2 separate regions of the Homo sapiens genome follow, and region 2 is linked to region 1. Evidence: chromatin contacts called from ENCODE Hi-C or POLR2A ChIA-PET data. All regions are on one chromosome and are shown on one strand. Each heading gives the region's core, a stretch centred on a gene start or an enhancer-like site at or near the end of the contact. The rest is flanking DNA. Distances are from core to core; before and after follow the strand shown.

Region 1 (3,606 bases), core at 387-2,886:
GTGTTTATATCCCAGATGAATCAAATAACGTCACCAAATTAATAACTGATTTGAAAAACTCTAATAATTAACCTTTCGGATCCAAAACCCTCTCTAAGCTACTGGTTAAGTAATTGATTTGGATCTTGGGGAACTTGGTGGCAAAAGCTGTTATGTATTTTAGGAATTATCATAGTTTGTGTTTTGTCTTGCCTTTGTCTGCAGAGCTGTTATGGTATTTATCTGCAATTGGGTCAACACACAGCTGAGAAAATGTGTAGAACAAAGACTACTCAGAGAATTGTTTGATTGAAGAGGCAGCCGTGTAGCCTGAATCAGGTTCCAGAACTACTTTCTCTTGTTGCTTTATAATTCGGACTTGGTCCTTTCCAATTTCCCCTCCTCCCTGGGATGTGACTGCCAGGAAGGGGCCTTCCTAGTGACATGAGGTTTGATCAAATACACGGCCTGAGAATATAATTCTTCTATAATGCTTTCTCTGAAAGCTTTTGAAGAAAAGGGGAAAATGTGAAAAGAAAATTTCAGCACTTTCCAAACGTACTATGCCAAGGGGAAAAGTTAAGCCCTGTAAACTAAATCACAGAACATGGCTGTTTTTCTTCTCTGGTGCATGACTGTTGCTTCCTGATCTTTGTGTTGATGTTATATATTAACCAGATTTTTTATTCTTTATTCAGACTAAATGACGTTGGAGATAGAGACCCTTGTGATTGTTACCTCTTTACAATAGAATATTAAACAACCCCCTTACAGTGTAATCAATAGTAGTGAATTGAATCTTCTGTGTACGTTAGCCTCATCTAGAAAATGCTGTAATTACGTACAGCACTCCTGTTTTTGGTGATATAAATGACCCTCACCTTTCCCTGCATCAGGGAGCACTGATCACCATTCTTTGCTGTCAGTGGTTCCCGGGATAGCCGCCCTCACACTTTGCACTTGAATAAACTCTTTCAACTGGATCCCTGAGCTTTTTGGTTATTTTAGGCTGACATTAGTTAACTAACAAGATGTTAGTTCTTCAGTCTGTTAATTCTGAGGGGTTGACCAGAGGTCCTGTAAGGTCCCTTCCAACTCTAACATTCCACGATTTCGTGAATTTAAAGACTGTGGTTGCCCCTGTATTAACTGGGTTCAGGAGTAAGATAGATAAATTAAGTCATCCAATCGACAAATATTTATTACAGTTCTCTATTGTGTGTAGGTGTATCTGTGGAAATAGGAAACTGTATTTTGGTGCACTCCTGCTTCCAAATCACAGAACTACAACTCCTTCAGCAGAAATTTTCTAAGCTTCCCGCACCAGCCAGAGACCAAGATTCTGCGGTGCACATAGTCAAGGGTTGCTATGGAGTCCAACACGGCCCCAAACAGAAGTGGTCCCTGAAAATTTCTTTCCCAGAAAACTTGCATTTGAAAAACAATGCCATTCCAATTCGCCTTTTCCTAAAGTAAACTCATAAATAGAGACAACCAAACTTTCGCTCTCAGCCCAGAGAACGACGCTCTCCTCCCAAGAGGAACCTCGGCTCTTCCGCGGCAGAAGCTGCACGGAACCAAGAAGCCGCGGGCGCTGGTTCTCCAACGAGCTTTTCTCCCGTTCGTACCAGCGTCCAGGCGGGGTTACCGTGGAGACAGAACGTGCTGTGTGGATGCGGCGAAACGCTGAGGCGCGGCCTTCGCTGTGTGGTGGGGACTCACAAGACCGACGTCAAGATGGTTAGTGGCTCTGAATAGTAAGGGAGTACTTTGAGTAGGTCCTGAGGCTGGCGATTAGAGGTTCCCAGCACACTTCTGTGTGAAGTCTAGGTGTGTCCGCAGAGAGTAATCCCCAGCTCTCCCTGTGTTCCCACGGGGGACAGGGATGCAACTGTAAATACCTCGGTGCTTTCTTCCCTCCTGCTTTTCCGTTTACTCACATTTAAACCACTCGTGGGATGGGAAGCAGAGGAAGGGAAAGCTGAGATGACAGAAGCAATGCGAAAGCATCTCTAGCCAGAGAAGATAAAAGTTGGGAGTAGCTGTTTGGTCCTTCCTAAGTATTGGCTGATGGCTCTTCTAGTAGAATACCTGTTACAAAACGAGTTTGAATAGGCTTCCCTGGGGTTCGTTGTTAAGGATTTGACTTATAATTTTTTTTTTTTTTTTGAGATGGAGGCTCGCTTTGTCGCCCAGGTTGGAGTGCAGTGGCGCGATCTTGGCTCACTGCAACCTCTGCCTCTAGGTTCAAGCGTTTCTTCTGCCTCAGCCTCCCGAGTAGCTGGGACTACAGGCGCATGCCACCACGCCCGGCTAATTTTTGTATTTTTAGTAGAGATGCGGTGTCACCATATTGACCAGGCTGGTCTCCAACTCCTGACCTCGTGATCCGCCGCCTTCGCCTCTCAAAGTGCTGGGATTACAGGCATGAGCCACTGTGCCCGGCCTTGACTTATAAATTACAGAGCTGTCACTCTCAGTTTAAATCTGATAATCAGAATTGGACCATACAGCTGTCTTTGTTTCTTTTACAGATGCTTTCAAGGGCCAAACCTGCTGTAGGCAGAGGCGTACAGCACACTGACAAAAGAAAGAAGAAAGGTAGGAAGATTCCAAAACTAGAGGAGCTACTTTCAAAAAGAGATTTCACTGGAGCTATTACCCTGTTGGAGGTAATGCCCAAAGAACGTTGCTTCTTAGTGTATGAATACCAGACTGTAGATGAATGCTTGGGTGAATGCTGTTTGCTATGCTCTTGAAATAGGTGGGTGCATTCTGGGGCTTCCTGTACAAATCCCCTGTAAATCTAGTCAGGCACAGATTCCAGATTCCAAGTTAGCTATAAACCTGATAAAAAACGAACTAAAAAACTAAACTTGGCCGGGCGCGGTGGCTCATGCCTGTAATTCCAGCACTTCGGGAGGCCGAGACGGGCAGATCACAAGGTCAAGAGATCGAGACCATCCTGGCCAACATGGTGAAACCCCGTCTCTATTGAAAATACAAAAATTAGCTGGGCATGGTGGCACGTGTCTGTAGTCCCAGCTACTCGGGAGGCTGAGGCTGGAGAATCGCTTGAACCCGGGAGGCGGAGGTTGCAGTGAGCCAAGATCATGCCACTGCACTCCAGCCTGGCTACAAGGCGAGACTCCGTCTCAAAAAAAAAAAAAAAAAAAAACAAAACAAAACTTATTTCTTGAGGGCCACTTTTGAGTATGTCTAGTTCACCAACAGTGATTACAATCTAAAAATATGAAGGGACCTTTTATACAATGTCATTTCACACATTGCTTATCCCAACCCTTGACCAATGTATGATTTTTTCCTATTATGTGTTCTAAAATTTTGATCAAACTTAAATAATTCTAACATGCTTACGGTTGAAAATATAGCCCCAGAAAATATTTCAAATCTCCATGGCAGTAGTTCTCACCTTTTAATATACATTGGAATTACCTAGGGTACTTAATAAGATATCGATTCCTGGGCTCCTGCTGTAAGTCTGCAGAGGTGCTCAGGAATCTGCATTTTAAGGTGAGTAGTCTAAGTGCTTCTGATGGAGATGGTCCCAGGAGACTGTGCTTTAAAAAACTGCTTTGTGGGAAACACATGTTATAGGAGGGTGAA
Region 2 (3,606 bases), core at 576-3,075, 1.9 Mb after region 1:
CTGGAATGATGACCTCATTTACAAAGACTGACAGCCAGAGAAACATAGGGAGAGGACCAGCACCTTGATAACTTGACAAGATAGCCAGGAGGAGGAAGGGACTCAGTAGGACAGTAGTCACTGAAGCCATCACAGGATGCTGCTGTTATGTCCATGCCCATTTTGGAATGTGGCAAATTACTGGGATACATAACTTGTAAGTAAAAAGGTCACACTAGAATAGGCTGGAACATGGTTATATCATAAAATCCAAGTCCTAAAGTTTTATGACAGAGAAAGGGAATAAGCCTTTTCAAACCTGAATCCCTTACTAGAAACAAAGGCCCACTTGCTAAACAGGAGGAAACTGAAAGTGGTTTTAACAATTACCAATGACACTGCTTTGTTGTTTCCTTCCACAGTGCACAGACACATGTCTCTCACGAAGAATAACACGGGAGCTTTTCTTACAACGTGCATGTCAATTACATTTTGATTCACATGAAACCATTCTCGGGGAGTACAAGTCACTTTAAGTGTTACCTTTCTTTAAATGTGAACTAAAGAAAACTGTACTCTCATGAAAAAAGTTAACTGGAGCTGAAAATGCTAAGCAAAAACAAATTACTCAAATGTGCTGAGCAAAACAAATTAAGCCCACATGAGAAGAAAATTCCCATATTTTTACTTTGGCATAACAGGGCAAACTTCTTTGATCTTTTTGATAGGTCTGATGCATTTAAAAGATTATTTCAATAAGTGGCTTTGTATTAGGTTTGCCTTTTCTCTTTGAAAGGTAAAGATGAAGTGCAAGAGTTCTTAACCGGGATGTGCTTCAGCGTTTTGAAAACAGTGGAAGTGTACATCTGTATGCCGATATGTGTATGTATGTGTGTGTGTAAATTGTTCTGGGAGAGAGCTTTCTCCAGTTTCCCAAAAACCATTGGTTAGCAGAACGCACCAGCTGCAGAATAAAAAAGCTGGTTGGAATCTCGCCTCTGCCTTTTAATGGCCACGTCGTTTTTGTAATGGTGCTTATTCTCTGCCAGGTTCTCTCATCGACTACACGAGGACAGTCATACTATCTGCGATGTGAAGCTAATATGCAAAATTCACGGCACAGTGCCCACCCTAATAACCATCAGGATCCAAGGAATTCACATACAGTGTACACACGTTGTCATAGAAACAATCTAAACATAAAAACAATCTCAACAGAATGCTTAAAAACAAAAAAACCCGGTACCGATTATTTTACGGAGTCATAGAGGCATCAACGGCACTGAAAATGTATTAGCTGCATTCAGTTCATCAAGAACAATCTTCAACTCCCTCCACCTGACTCGATCATGCCTGACTGTGATGGAAACTGTAGTATTGTCAAGTCAACCGATGTTTGACTCGGGAGCGCATTTCGCAAATATTTTTCTTAAATATCACCTTACCGTATTTTTCTTAAGGTGGTTACAAAATTAATCTGCAGCCCACCACCCAAAGCTACAGTGCCGAAGGCCGTGTGATGAGCAGAGAAACTGAGCCTTCTACTGTTAACCAATATGGAAGAGAGTAATTGCGCCTGAGAGGAAATTACGGCAGCGGAAACGCGGGTATTCTACGTTTAAGAAATCCCCCAACTGAGGCAGAAAAAGGCCAAGTTATTTGTGTGATGCACGTGAACCGCCCGAGCTGGTCACTAATGAAGTGGATTCGCCCTATTCCTGGCGACTCTACAAGGTTGGAGACCCCCGTAGACTTCGCAGCCATCGCCCCTTGCTGCAGACCCCCAAAGTCACCGACAGCCTTACCTAGACCTGACCTTCCTCACCCACGCGCCCTCGTCCCGGAAGGCCCGCCCTCTACCCGGCTCCAAGCTCGCGCAGGCAACTATTACGGGGAGCAGTAGAGAAACGGAAGCTTGGCAGCTAGAGCGGAGCCCTAGTGAACGACCCGGAGTTACTGGCTCCCCCTCCTGAGGCCTCCGAGGTGTACCTGGCGCCTGCGCAGTAAGGCTAGCGCCGCCGCCTGTGCGGAGGACCCGGGGAGGTGGTGGGCTGGGGAGAGTTAGAAAGGTCTGGCTCTCCTGGAAGGGCATGCACGGTTCGGTAGTATGTTTTGGTGGGAATGGCTACAGACCTGCCTCCAAAAGCTCTGAAGCAATGGCGATGCGTGTGCCGTGTGGTCTTTCTGACCGACTTGCGGCGCCATCCCCCTCCCCTTCCATCTATCTGCTCATCTTCTAATAGTTAATTAGGATCCCTAGCTGCAAGCCTTCCTTGCTACTGGGTTAGGAGCGCTTTCCCCCATTGACCCAGGAGCTTCTTCAGGGAGTAGGGGATGGAACGTTTGTCTCCTCAGTAGTTATCTTAGACCTCGCTGGGCAGATAGTAGAAAGCATTGTGAGTATTTCACCCCATACTAAATCTGTTTTCAAGCAAGCCACATCCCATAGGCATTGTATGCAGCACTTACTCAATGTTTGATAGTTTGGGTGAGGAAACTGTACTCGTTTTCTGAGTATCGTTCAAGGCATTTTATAAATATTTCAAAATGTACCCTGGAATTAATATCGGTAGTGAGTTGCCTACCTAGTGGGTATTGTATTTACACCCTCTTTCCTCCTACAGAATTTACTTTTAAGTTAGAATTTGACGTCTAATCAATCTATGCTATAGGATTTGCTTTTATCAAGTTAAGTTTTGACATGTTATCAGCCTTATATGATATAGTAAACAGCCTTATAAAGTTGGGTCTAGTGACTACATTTAAGTTTACAAAGGGGTAATGAGTATCCTATACATGGCTACAGTCCAGAAAAGAAGTCCTAAGGAGCGAAACTCCTGGGAGAAATTTCGTCTTGTCTTTTGTACTTGTTTCTGTGGAGTTGGCTTGTTTTTATGTAATGGCCACTGAATCATATAAACAAGAAGACTTCCTTTACGTGTAAGCTGCTGGTTTAAAGCCAAATTTTAATTGGCTCGAGGCAAGAGCTATATATATGTGTGTGTATATATATATATACACACACATATATATATTTTTTGCATAAACCTTGTTGGCTTCGTTTTGTATATCCTTCCTGTTTTTTCCTTTTCACGTATGAATTATTGGTGTTATCAATGTTTTGTGAATTACTATAAGCTACCATAAATCTTTCTTGAAACATAGCTAGGTATATAGAGTTTCAGGTGACTGTTTAGGTACTTTGCACTATCACTTTTATTAAGTCAATTTCATGGGGGTTCATATTAGTTTCCTGAGGCTGCTATAATAAAATACCACAAACTTGGTGTTGTAGAGCAACTGAAATTTATTATCTTACAGTTCTAGAGGCCATAAATTCAAAATCAGCATCACTGGGCCAAAATCAAGATGTTGACAGGGCTGTGTTCCCTCCAGAGACTCTAGGGGAGAATCAGTTCTTTGACTCTTCCAGCTTCTGGTGGCTGCTGGCATTCATTGGCTTGTGGCCACATCACTTTAGACTTCAAGGCCAACATCTTCACATCTCTGCTCCCTTTTCACATTGCCTTCACTATGTGTGTCAGACTTCCCATTGCCTCCCTTTTAGGAATGTGTAATTGCATTTAAGGCCCATGGAGCTAATCCAAAATACTCTCTCAATCTGAA

Evidence for each region. Hi-C counts contacts between places; a loop is a spot of excess contacts on that map. ChIA-PET counts read pairs that join two places held with the same protein, here RNA polymerase II (POLR2A). Pooled maps may share reads with other maps.
Region 2: a pooled map shows a loop between it and region 1 (11-fold over the local background). The contact joins the promoter of MRPS33 here to the promoter of IFT56 in region 1. A Hi-C loop is called at or near these places in 1 of 37 single-sample maps with no recorded cell type and 5 of 50 pooled maps. POLR2A ChIA-PET finds 5 or more read pairs at or near these places in 1 of 52 experiments (H1).

What each region holds. Positions count from the first base shown.
Region 1 is chr7:139,132,142-139,135,747 of GRCh38, forward strand. It overlaps IFT56 (intraflagellar transport 56), which reads left to right and starts at 1,637. Exons shown (of 18, transcript NM_024926.4): 1 at 1,637-1,719; 2 at 2,514-2,651. The coding sequence starts at 1,717. RefSeq lists enhancers at 1,462-1,756, 1,474-1,653.
Region 2 is chr7:141,013,127-141,016,732 of GRCh38, forward strand. MRPS33 (mitochondrial ribosomal protein S33) reads right to left here and starts at 1,826. Exons shown (of 3, transcript NM_053035.3): 1 at 1,785-1,826. RefSeq lists enhancers at 265-334, 1,477-2,122, 1,585-1,634, 2,155-2,354 and a silencer at 1,699-2,007.